Linked DNA regions of Mus musculus: region 1 is linked to region 2. A link is a contact called in ENCODE POLR2A ChIA-PET data. All regions are on one chromosome and are shown on one strand. The core of a region is the stretch at or near the end of the contact, and the rest is flanking DNA. Distances in the headings are between cores, read along the strand shown.

Evidence for each region. ChIA-PET counts read pairs that join two places held with the same protein, here RNA polymerase II (POLR2A).
Region 1: POLR2A ChIA-PET joins it to region 2 with 11 read pairs in embryonic stem cell. The contact joins the enhancer-like site here to the promoter of Cpsf1 in region 2. POLR2A ChIA-PET finds 5 or more read pairs at or near these places in 4 of 5 experiments (Patski and embryonic stem cell).

What each region holds. Positions count from the first base shown.
Region 1 is chr15:76,711,224-76,717,373 of GRCm38, forward strand. Lrrc14 (leucine rich repeat containing 14) reads left to right here. Exons shown (of 4, transcript NM_001358891.1): 2 at 1,644-1,997; 3 at 2,178-2,762; 4 at 2,857-3,868. The coding sequence starts at 1,669. The coding sequence ends at 3,424. Lrrc24 (leucine rich repeat containing 24) reads right to left here. Exons shown (of 6, transcript NM_198119.2): 6 at 4,053-5,083. The coding sequence ends at 4,149. Among named protein-coding and RNA genes, the nearest start is that of Lrrc14, 3.7 kb to the left of the region's middle. Within about 2 kb of position 4,137, at least 3 of the 3 ENCODE cell types and tissues checked have a DNase peak (open chromatin) inside an H3K27ac peak, as active enhancers do.
Region 2 is chr15:76,603,472-76,609,034 of GRCm38, forward strand. Cpsf1 (cleavage and polyadenylation specific factor 1) reads right to left here and starts at 4,120. Exons shown (of 37, transcript NM_053193.2): 1 at 3,864-4,120; 2 at 253-280; 3 at 41-174. The coding sequence starts at 4,007.

The DNA.
Region 1 (6,150 bases), core at 2,887-5,386, 110 kb after region 2:
CTTCATCAGTCTTTCTGGTCCCCAGTCTTGTCCCTTGCTGCGGCTTTGCGTAAGGCCTAGGCCCTGGTTTTCCATTCTGTTGTGGGCTGAGGACTGTAGCATAGTTCTGAGGGTAAGGTGTTTTGCCCACAGGAAGTCTACTGACCCAGGATAGCAAGAATCATTCAGGCTCAGGATCTTTTGTATGTGGCTTCTCAGCTGGAACGCTTTAGCAGTTTTGGCTTGGATCGTTATGAATCTCGTGAATTTAAGACATGGTTTCTCAGTGAAGAGGAGGTACCCGAATAGGAGACAAGGACCACAGAGGGTGAGAGTTGCTCTTCCTCAGGGATTTCTCTGCCTAGTTATACCCTAGAAATCCGCTATCTCTGGAGTTCAAACTCAGGGCCTTGGTCTCAGATGCTGCACACCATCTGTTCACAGGATCCTTTAAAAAACAAAAACAAAAAAAAAACCCCAGAGCCTGGCACTCACTAAGCTGTGTTAGACTTCTTTAACTCCAAAGGCACATCTACGTGGAGGGTCAGGATGTTAGGCTACTGGCTCTGGAGGAATCCTCTGTTGTCAGTCTGGTGGGAAGAGAGGTCTGGGATTTACTTCACTTTAGAAAATATTTACTTTCCCTAGTCGTAGGAAAATACACCATGTGCATGTGAAAGCTTCAGGTCAAAAGGGGGCACCTGCATCAGTTCCATGTGGCTGTGACATACCATGTTGGTTCTGGAAACCAGGCTGGGGTCTTTTGCAAGATCGGTAAATGCTCATAACTGCTGAACCATTTCTCCACCCCACCCTCCCACCCCCATTTTACAAGCAAACATGCAAATCTACTAGAACTCAATAGTGGGCTAGCCAGCCAGTAAGGTTCAGGGAGTCTTCTGTTGACTCCAGTGCTGGCTACAGAGCTGTGTCACCTGTATCCTGCTTTTACATAGGTTCTGTGGTCTGAAATCAGGTCCTCATGTTCAGTAAGAGCTATACAGAAAGGCGTCTCCCAGCCCCTTTTCTTCTTCTCTTTTCTTTCCTTCCTTTTTTTTTTTTTTTTTTTTTTTTTTGGCTAGGATGTCACTGTAAGGATAAACAGACTATAAATAGACTAGGTGCGCTTCGGACTCATAGATCTACCTCCCTCTTGCCTTCCTCTGTGCTGGAATTGAAGGTGTACAACTCCATGCCTAGCCCTTACTAGACTTCTGAGGAAGGATTTCTGAGTCATTGTCATTTGGGAGACCTAAAGTATCAGTGTTGGGCCCTGCAGAGCATGAGCTATTTCTTTTAACAGACAGGTCATTGACACAGCTGCACTATGTATGTTCTGCTCAACACTTTGTTTCCCCCATGTCTCCTGTCCACTCTGCACAGTGCTAAGTGCTTCCTAGGAATTGTTCCTGCCAAGTGTGATGGCACAGCATGTAATCCCAGAAGAGGCAGGAGGATTGCTACAAATTCAAGACAAGCCTGGGCTATACAGTGAGACATTGTCTCAAGCCAGACCTAGAAACTTATCTTTTGTGCATTTCTCCTCTATTAACTACCAACTCCATATCAGATACCTTGGTGGGCTTTGTACCACTGATAACTTGGGGAGGGTGTGGCCTGCTTCTGGCCCAGAGTTTGTCTAATTAAGACTCCCCCTCCTGCAGGTGGCTGTCTGCCCAGTCCAGCACCATGCACACACTTGTGTTCCTCAGCACGCGTCAGGTCCTTCAGTGCCAGCCAGCTGCATGCCAGGCCCTGCCCCTGCTGCCCCGGGAACTCTTCCCTCTGCTCTTCAAGGTGGCCTTCATGGACAAAAAGACGCTTGTGCTGCGTGAGCTGGTGCACACGTGGCCCTTTCCCCTGCTCAGCTTCCAGCAGCTGCTGCAGGAGTGTGCCCACTGCAGTCGAGCCCTGCTGCAGGAGCGGCTCAGCACAGAAAGCATGCAGGCTGTGATCCTGGGGCTGACAGCTCGGATTCACACTCAAGAAACAGAGGCTGGCACGCAGCCCTTGTGCAGGTATGCATTTATCTAGGGGGCCCATAGGCTAGGGGTACAAGGAAGATCCCCTGAGTTGTGGTTCTGAGATCAGAAAGAGCTCCCTCCATATGGGGATATCTGTTGCTTCTGTACAAAGTAGCTGGGAGGGATGCTGGCCTTTCTCCTTCACTCCCTCCCTCTGCCCATCCCTGCTCCCAGGAAGCATGCATTGCGGGTTCTGGACATGACGGGTCTCCTGGATGATGGTGTGGAGCAGGATCCTGAAACCATGAGCATGTGGGACTGTACAGCCGCTGTAGCCAGAACGTGCATTGCCCAGCAGCAGGGTGGGACTGCCGAGCCAGGGCTGTCACCAGTCCCCGTGGAAATCCGAGTAGACCTTCGGGTAAACCGGGCCTCGTACACATTCCTTCGTGAGGCCCTCCAAAGCAGTGTGGCCAGCCCGCTGCGGCTGTGCTGCCGGGACCTGCGGGCTGAGGATCTACCCATGCGTAACACTGTGGCCCTGCTACAGCTTTTAGATGCAGGCTGTCTGCGCCGGATAGACCTGCGCTTCAATAACCTGGGCTTGCGTGGCCTGTCTGTCATTATCCCACATGTGGCCCGCTTTCAGCACTTAGCTAGCCTGAGGCTGCACTACGTGCATGGGGACTCAAGACAGCCTTCCGTGGACGGGGAGGACAACTTTCGCTACTTTCTGGCCCAGATGGGCCGGTTTATGTGTCTTCGGGAGCTCAGCATGGGGTCTTCTCTCCTTTCAGGCAGGCTGGATCAACTGCTCAGGTGAGTGGGCTCTCCCGCTGCTCTCCCTCTTTTATGTGAGGCCATTCTTGGCCTACCTGCCCGTGACCCTTGTGTAACCTCTTTGTCCCTGCAGCACCCTGCAGAGGCCCCTGGAAAGCCTAGAACTGGCCTTCTGTGCGCTCTTGCCTGAGGACCTACGCTTCCTGGCTCAGAGTTCTCATGCTGCCCATCTCAAAAAGTTGGATTTGAGTGGCAACGACCTGTCAGGCAACCAGTTGACACCCTTCCAGGGTCTGCTGCAGGCAGTAGCCACCACACTGCTGCATCTTGAGCTGACTGAGTGCCAGCTTGCTGATGCCCAGCTGTTGGCTACCCTGCCCACCCTCACTCGATGTGCCAGTCTCCGCTACCTTGGTCTCTATGGCAACCCTTTGTCTATGGCAGGACTTAAAGAACTGCTTCGGGACTCTGTGGTACAGGCTGAGCTACGTACCGTGGTACACCCCTTCCCTGTGGACTGCTATGAGGGTCTTCCTTGGCCACCACCTGCCTCTGTCCTTCTGGAAGCCTCCATCAATGAGGAGAAGTTTGCCCGGGTGGAAGCTGAGTTACACCAACTGCTGTTAGCTTCGGGCCGTGCCCATGTGCTCTGGACCACAGACATCTATGGCCGGCTAGCTGCAGACTATTTTAGCCTCTGATCTCCAGGGTCGTAGTGAAGCCTGACACAAAGGCTCTGTCTTAGGTTTTCTGCAGTTTGCCTTTCTCCTGGGTATACCTTGAGTCACTTCTGCTTTCTGCAGTACCCTTCACCTGCTCCCAGTATCTGGCAGCCTGTTGCTATCTCAGGCCTGTGCGCCCCTGTTCTGTTTGATGTACTTGTTGGCTCTGTTGGGTTGTAGTCTCTCTGTAGAAAACGCTTCCTGGACACATCCCATGCCCTAAGCAGGCATGCAGTGCACTGAGGTAGATGTCAGGGTGATCTGCTTCAGGGCATTTTGGGGTCTTACATTGTGTACCCTGCCTGGCACCCTATTACCTGGCTCTGGAGGGTGTGGATAAGGTACAAACGTGTAGTATCTGGAATGTGAATTTATGGGCTTTTTTGATGTGTGTCCTAATTGGATGGGAAAGACTTACCTGCATTTCTAGTGTTGCTTTATCATGACCAATCTGTCACCCAATATACTGCCCCCTAGTCTATAAGTAGGCTATCCCACTATTCTTACTGTCCAGAGCCATGGTGGATCACCAGGGCTGGCAGCTGGAGGAAAACACCTGATCCATGGTCCAACCCCCAGCACCCCACTAGGCCGCCCCAACACACTCAGTGGAGAAGCCTGGCTTCAACTTTACTTTGAGCATGCGCGGAGCTGCACCGACACCTGCCAATCCCCAGTGCCTGCGTCATTAGTACGCGCAAGCTCAGCAATGGATCTCATAGGCCACACGTGTAGGGAGGCGTAGCCCAGACTTGAGCCCATCGGGAGGATTGTGTTCTGGGGCCTCCTCAGGCAGTACCTCTGGGAACAGGGGCTTGGATCGGTCAATGACGAACATCTCGTGTCCATGGTCATCACGGAGCTCCTCGAGCTGTGCAAAGGTGCAAGGCCCATCCGAATAATCGTTGACAAATAGGGTGCCTTCTCCCGACGGCGCAGGCACCTTTTTCCGCCGGCGTCGGCGTCGGCAGATCATAGCTGCCAACAACAGCGCGGTGAGCGCCAGCAGCGCTATGGCTGCTGTGATCGCTGTCTGCGTTGCTAGGCCCAGGGCTCGGAAAGCCATGCTACCTGCCTCATGCTGGGGTTCATGTCCCACAGGGCGTGTAGCTGGGGCTTGCGGGTCAGGTAGCTGCTGTGACTGCTGCCGAGATGCGTTGACCAGTAGATGAAAGGGCACTCGAGCTTTGCCACCTGCATTGGCGGCCTCGCATTCGTACTTGCCTGCGTGAGCCAGTGTGATGTTGGTGAGGAAGAGCATGCCGCTGCCAGTATCTCGGGTGCCGTGCCCGCCCAAGCCTGGCGCCCCACCTTCCAGCTGGGCCTGGGCTTGAGGCTTACCATCGCGAGGCTGGGGCACCTTTCTCCAGACCACCAGGGGCTGTGGGTAGCCTGATGCCTGACAGGCGACCTGCAGGTCCTCCCCCAGATTAGCTGTAAACTCCGGGGGCTCCACGTTCACAGAGGGGGGAATGCAGATGAGGCTACCACCAGATACTTCTAGTAGACTCTGTAGCGCCAGGCGTGGGGGCTCTGCACATGTGATCTTCTTGTCTCTGGAGCTCAGAAGCCGTCGGCCCCCCTCTTTGATCCAAGAGCCCAGCCAGTGAAGGGCACAGTCACAACGCCATGGGTTCTCTGTGTAGGGCAGAATAGAGCCTAGGTAGATGGATCCTACTAATCCAAACAGAAGCCCTTATCTATCTCTTACAGATGCCTATAGGGTTCTAGAACCCTTGTCACCTCTTCCCTCACTCCAACTTCCTAGGAATGTTTGTGATGACAGTTCCTGAAAAGGCGTCAGCTTCTCCTGTCCTGGCTTTGCAAGCCTCTGCATCCCTCAGCCCGGCACTGAAACCCTGTCGTCACATGAGCTCTGTCCAGTTTTGCCTGGCTCCCCCTGATGACAAGTTAGAAGAGCCTCAAATCTCTACACACAGCGTTCTAGGACAACCAGTGCCTCACAGAAAACTCTGTCTTGAAAACCAAAACAAAAAAGAGCTTCAATTCTGTTAAGTTACTCTGCAGAACTTGTACCTTGTTTCCTTAAATAGATGCATAAGCTGTAGCTCCTAACAGTACTCCCTGGTAGTCCCTTATCAAGGCCGAGGTTCTTGTGTGGCCCTCCAAAGTAATGCCCACTGGCTGCCATAGTGAAGCAAGACAGACAAGGGGAAAATATAGGGGCACAGGAAGGGAGGCAAGTCCCCATAGAATCTGGCTGAAGCCTCTCACCAAGTGACATCAACATTAACTTTGAAGATTGCCAACATAACAATACTCCTTTTACATTTAGAAGAATATTAAAACAGCAGTGAACTCTAGGAAAGGCCTCGGCATGTATCTGTGGTCCTCAAGGATGAGCTTGCTCTTTTTGTAGGTAGTAACGAGACTAAACTTTTGTTTACAGTACGGGCACGTTCCCTGGCAACCCCTGTTACTTGGGAGCATGCACTATCTTCTGTATCCCTACCCAATGTGCAGGACCCACGCTATAAATGATTCCACTGAAGCTTTTCTTTGTTTTGTTTTCAAGACAGGATTTCTCTGTGTAGCCCTGGCTGTCCTGGAACTCAATTTTTATAGACCAGGCTGGTCTCAAACTCAGAAATCCTTCTGCTTCAGTCTCCCAATTACTGGGACTAAAGGCTTGTGCTACCATGTCTGGCTCTTATAGGTTCTTTAATAGTCCTTTGAGGTGTAAT
Region 2 (5,563 bases), core at 2,870-5,369:
CACTGTGCCCAGGACCTCCCGCCAGACTCACGCCACTTACCTTAGCGTCTTTGAAACTGAGAAGCAAGGCATCACGTTTGGCGCCTGCAAGCTGCACACTGGCCATGGACATGACATTGCCAAAAAAAGAGAAGGAGGCTACCAGCTCTAGTTTCTCTCGGTGGGCCTTCCCCTCTAGAGTAGGGATCAGCAAGTCAGGGCTGGGTCCTGTCCCCAGGCCATCTGTCACCACCCCATCATGTGCATACTCACCTGTGCTCCCATCATTCTTGGTCAGAGCCTGGAATGGAAAAGAAAGCAGTAAGAAGCCACACAGCAGGTGGCTCTGTCTCACCCATGGACACAGCCATCTGAAGTGCAGTAAGATCACCCAAGGCTGGTCACTGCCATCAGTGATCCTGGGCCAACTCACATTCACATATCCTATCCACATGGCTCATCACTGGGAAGCCACAGTTTTCCCAGCTTTCCCAGAAGCCTACCCCAATGCTACATACAGTCTCTATACTCTCTCAACTTGCTTAGCTGTGTACCCATAGGCTTATACCTGAGACCAAGTGGCTCAAGGTCCATCATATATAACACAAGACATATGAGAGCCAAGTGGTAACAGGCATGTCCCAACTACTCAGGAGGTCAAGACAGGAGGATTCTACATTCCAGTCCAGTCTGAGTTACGTGGCAAGACTCCCCCCAAAAACAATAACAATAAGACAGAAAAGGGGCCCTGAGCTTTGCTGCCAACTCCAGGTGCCAGGCCTGTGTCCCCACAACACATGGCTGCATTTTCTACTAGATTCCCAGGAAAAGGCACAAGCCACAGGAAAGGACTCATTTCCCTTTAAATGCACTGGGGCTGCTCTAAAGGACAGGGAGCAAGGCCACCATATCCTCCTGGACTCCCTCTTATGGCGCCTGTCAGCTTCAGCCTTGGTCTCTTAGAAACCTAAGTGCTAGGAAGATGCCTGACTAATCTTAAGGCATCGAGCTGCCAGAATAGTTAAACAGAGCCCAGCAGAAGAAGACAGACAACAGACCAGCCTGCTTCTTCTGGATTCTCCAAAACTATGTGTCTTTGCGGACCATGCCTATCTATCCCAGGTAGACTGTCATGAATCTGTGACTGGATAGAGACCTCTGTCACTTGCACTTACTGTCATCTTATACTTCAGTCTGTGGGAAAGGAGCAGCCATACTGTTCTAGGATCAGAAAGCAGAAACTGCATCTTTTGTTTCAAGGATCTGTCTTTAGAATATTCCACAAACATCAAAAAATGCAATCATTCCCATTAATTCCCAATGCACAGTGTGATGCTTTCTCCCTCACCTTTAAAATCCTCGCTATTGCTAAGCCCAGCACTCGGGAGGTAGAGACAAGAAAAATCTCTGTGAGTCTGAGGCCAGCCTGGACTACAAAGTGAGTTCCTGAACAGTCAGACTACACAGAGAAACCTTGTCTTGAAAAACCAAACAAAAACCCCAACACCTTGTTCTCTACATGAGTACCATTCCTAGCACTCATATATTTGGTTTCTCACAAGCGTCTATAACTCCAGCTCCAGGGAGATGCCATGCCTCTGCCCCCTGTGGACATTTGCATTTGTGTGCACATACTCACAAACAAAAACACACACTGATAGCTAAAAATAAAAACAACGAATTGGAGATGGCTGGAGAGATGGCTCAGAAGTTTAGAGCACTGGCTGCTCTTCCAGAGGACCCAGGTTCAACTCCTAGCATCTACATGCTGCTTAAAAACTCCACTCCAAGCTAGGCAGTGGTGGTGCACGCCTTTAATCACAGTACTTGGGAGGCAGAGGCAGGAGGATTTCTGAGTTTGAGGCCAGCCTGTTCTACAGAGTGAGTTCCAGGACAGCCAGGGCTACACAGAGAAACCCTGTCTTGAAAAAAACAAAAACCAAACAAACGAAAAAAACAACAAAAAAACTCCACTCGAGGTGATCCAACACCCTCACACAGACAAATACATGCAGGCAAAACACCAATGCACATAAAATAGTCACTTCAAAGAATAAACAAAGAACAGAGACTAGAATGATGACTCAGAGGTTAAATAAAGAACACTCATCTAAAGGATGGAGATTCGGTTCCCAGCACCCATGTGGCAGCTTACAACCATCTGTAAACATGACCACAAGTACTTCAGATACTCATAGACACAAAAATAATCTAACAAGTAAAATTGAAAACAAATCTTTAAAATTCTTGCTTTCTACCAGTCACAGCTCCAATTCTTTGCTGCTCTCTGGACAGGTCTTCTTCCAACCAGCTATCTGATCCTCTGCTACCAATTCTCCACAGGACTCAACCATCCCCAATGCCTCTGTCCCTGCACCACTTTGTCACAGTCATTTAAGACTCAAGAGTAGAGCCACAGGGCCCACTTCCAAAATGTTATCCTCCCAGCCACATTTCTCCCAACTCTTAGGTGACTGTCTGCTCCTGTCACCTCACTTCTATACCCCCAACAGCCATCTCCACCTCAGGGAATAGTGACAGCATCCCTGTAACTGCTAAGACCAAATCCAGACCTGTTGCCCAGAACAGTGACAGATTCTTGGCATTACCTTGAGCTCCTTTCAAACTCCACCTCTATCAATCCTGAACTGTCATAGCTGCACTGGTCCAGGCCACCATCTTGCCTAATGGCTACAGCCACTTCTTGACCATCTTTCTTGGACCTCTCTCCAACATAAGTTGGGTAAGATTATTTCATTGCCAAAACTTCCTGCTTGGAGAGTGTGTTGTGGAGGCCCTGCCCTGTTACTTCTTACCCGTTCTTTCCCTTCCTTCCTCCTTCCCTTAGCCTCTACCACAAAAACTTAACTTTCCTTGAAACCCCTTTGCCTAACTCCCACATACTTCCCCCACACTTCCTTGTCTATTTAAAACACATCTTCTATGAAGGTGAGATTTCCCTGTCCAGTTCTGCCACCCCAGTAAACTGCATGTTGGCAGTAATGCACAGCCATCAAAAGCACTTGTTGCTCTTACAGAGGACCCACTTGATGGCACAACTATCCATAATGCTGACCTCCATGGACACCAAGAATGCATATGGTGTACATACATATATACAAGCAAACACAAATGAATATGAATAAGTCTAATTTTTTAAAAAAAGCATCTGCCTTCTTGGCTTTTTTGCTTTGTTTTTAGACAAGAGGTTCACTATGTAGCCCTAGATGGCTTGGAAATAGTTTAAACTGGAACACCCAGAAATCTGTCTGCTTCCACCTGGGATTAATGGATCGAACTGGGATTAAAGAGCCACGGAAATTGCCTTTTTTTTGGGGGGAGGGGGGGAGGGCTTCCTGAACCGCTTGCTGTCTCTCTAGCAACCAAAACACCCCCGTTATCAATGTACTGATGAATTCATTCCACATTACTACATCTACTGACAATAGTCTGTCCCCGAGAAACATCCAGCCTTGCTCCTTTAGGAAGAAACGTTCTTCCACAACAAATCTGCTCAATCTCAGAAAGAGCTCTGGTTGTTTTGTACAGAAACACCCAGTCTCCTTCATTGGGTCTTACTCCTAGAGAGACACTGTGGCCGTCTGTGTGTGGCAGTATTGACTTCCTAAAGAATCATCGCCCTCAAGGGTTCACTGGCTTGTCTTTGCTGCTAAGCTCGTGGAAGGTGTGCAACAATCTCCTGAAAATCGATCTCCAAAGAACAAGCAGTAGACCGCGGGCAGAGGTGTCCGGGCAGGGTAGGATGAGGCCAAACAACGAGGCAGCGATGAACTGGCTCTGGGGCCCAAAGACCCTTGGCAAACCTCAGCTCCTGCACTGGGGAACCTGCCGAATGACTGCGGCACTGCCTCGACACGGCCTACCTCGGCGTCGCGGTTCAGGCGGTACACATAGAGCTGCGAGGTGCCGGCCACCACGAGGTTGCGCTCACTGTTGTTGAAGAAGTTGCAGTACATGGTAAACTCCAGCCCGGTGGGCGGGTGCGCCTGCTTGTACACCGCGTACATGTCGCCGCCACTGTCACGCCGGAGCCGCCGACTCGGGGGACAGGGACGGCAGCGGACTCGGTCCGGCCGCGCGCGCCAACCCAGCCACCGGGTTCCGAAGTACTGCGCCTGCGCTTCCTGCCCGGACCGCCTTCTAAGAGGACCAGGTGGTTGAGAAGCAGGGTTCCGGGCCGCTTCGCATCTGCGCCTGCGCGCCGTGGCTGCGAGCGAAGAGCGGCCCCTAGTGGCCTAGCTTGATAAGAACTGACGAGCAAGCGTGGTGGCACATGCCTTTTATCCCAGCACTTGAGAGAGGCAGGCATATTTCTGAGTTCAAGGCCAGCCTGGTCTACAGAGTGAGTTCCAGGACAGCCAGGGCTACACAGAGAAACCCCGTCTCGAAAAAAAAAAACAAGAAAGAAAGAAAGAAAAAAAAAAAGGACTGATGAGCCTCGTCACAGAGCTGGAGGGTGCTGGACCTCTGCTTCCTTCTGTTCTGTACCCTTCAAGACTTGCCTCATTAGCTAAATCCCAGAAAATAAAACAAGGGTATATAGGCTTGGAAAAGGATACAGAAACATGCAATATCGCCACCCCACTCTGTAGATGAGGTGATGTGGTAGATCACCCCTGTATCACACTAAAGATCTCTTTTTAATTGACTCTAGCTGCATATGTATCAAAAGGTGGCCTAGTTGGCCATCACTGCAAAGAGAGGCCCATTGGACTTGCAAACTTTATATGCCCCAGTACAGGGGAACCCCAGGGCCAAAACGGGAGAGTGGGTGGGTAGTGGATTGGGGGGGTGGGTATGGCGGACTTTTGGGATAGCATTGAAAATGTAAACGAGGAAAATACCTAATAAAAATAAAATAAAATTTAAAAAAAAAGATCTCTTTTAAAAAGTATTTTGTTGGCTGGGCAGTGGTGGTGTAAGCCTTTAATCCCAACACTTGGGAGGCAGAGGCAGAGGCAGGCAGATTTCTGAGTTTGAGGCCAGCCTGGTCTACAAAGTGAGTTCCAGGACAGCCATGGTTATACAGAGAAAACTTTTCTTAAAAAAAAACAAAAACAAAAACAAAAAACAAAAACAAGCAAGCAAAAGAAATTATTTTTTTTTCTTTTTCTTGATTTTTGAGATGAGGTCTCAACTACATAGCCCTGGCTGTCCTGAAACTCTGTAGACCCAACTAGCCTCGAATTCAGAGTCTACCTCCCAAGCCCTGGGACGAAAGCTGCCCAGACATGCTGGCACATATATACATAATTTTTTAAATATTTATTTTATGTATATGATACACTATAGCTGTACAGATAGTTGTGAACCATCATGTGGTTGCTGGGAATTGAACCCAGAACCTCTGCTTACTCCAGCCCCAGAGATTTACTTATTATTATATGTAAGTACTCTGTAGCTGTCTTCAGACGCACCAGAAGATGGAGTCAGACCTCATTACGGATGGTTGTGAGCCACCACCTGGTCGCTGGGATTTGAATGCACGATCTTCAGAAGAGCAGCCAGTGCTCTTAACTGCTGAGTAATGTCTCACCAGTCCTACATAATTTTTAAAATAAAA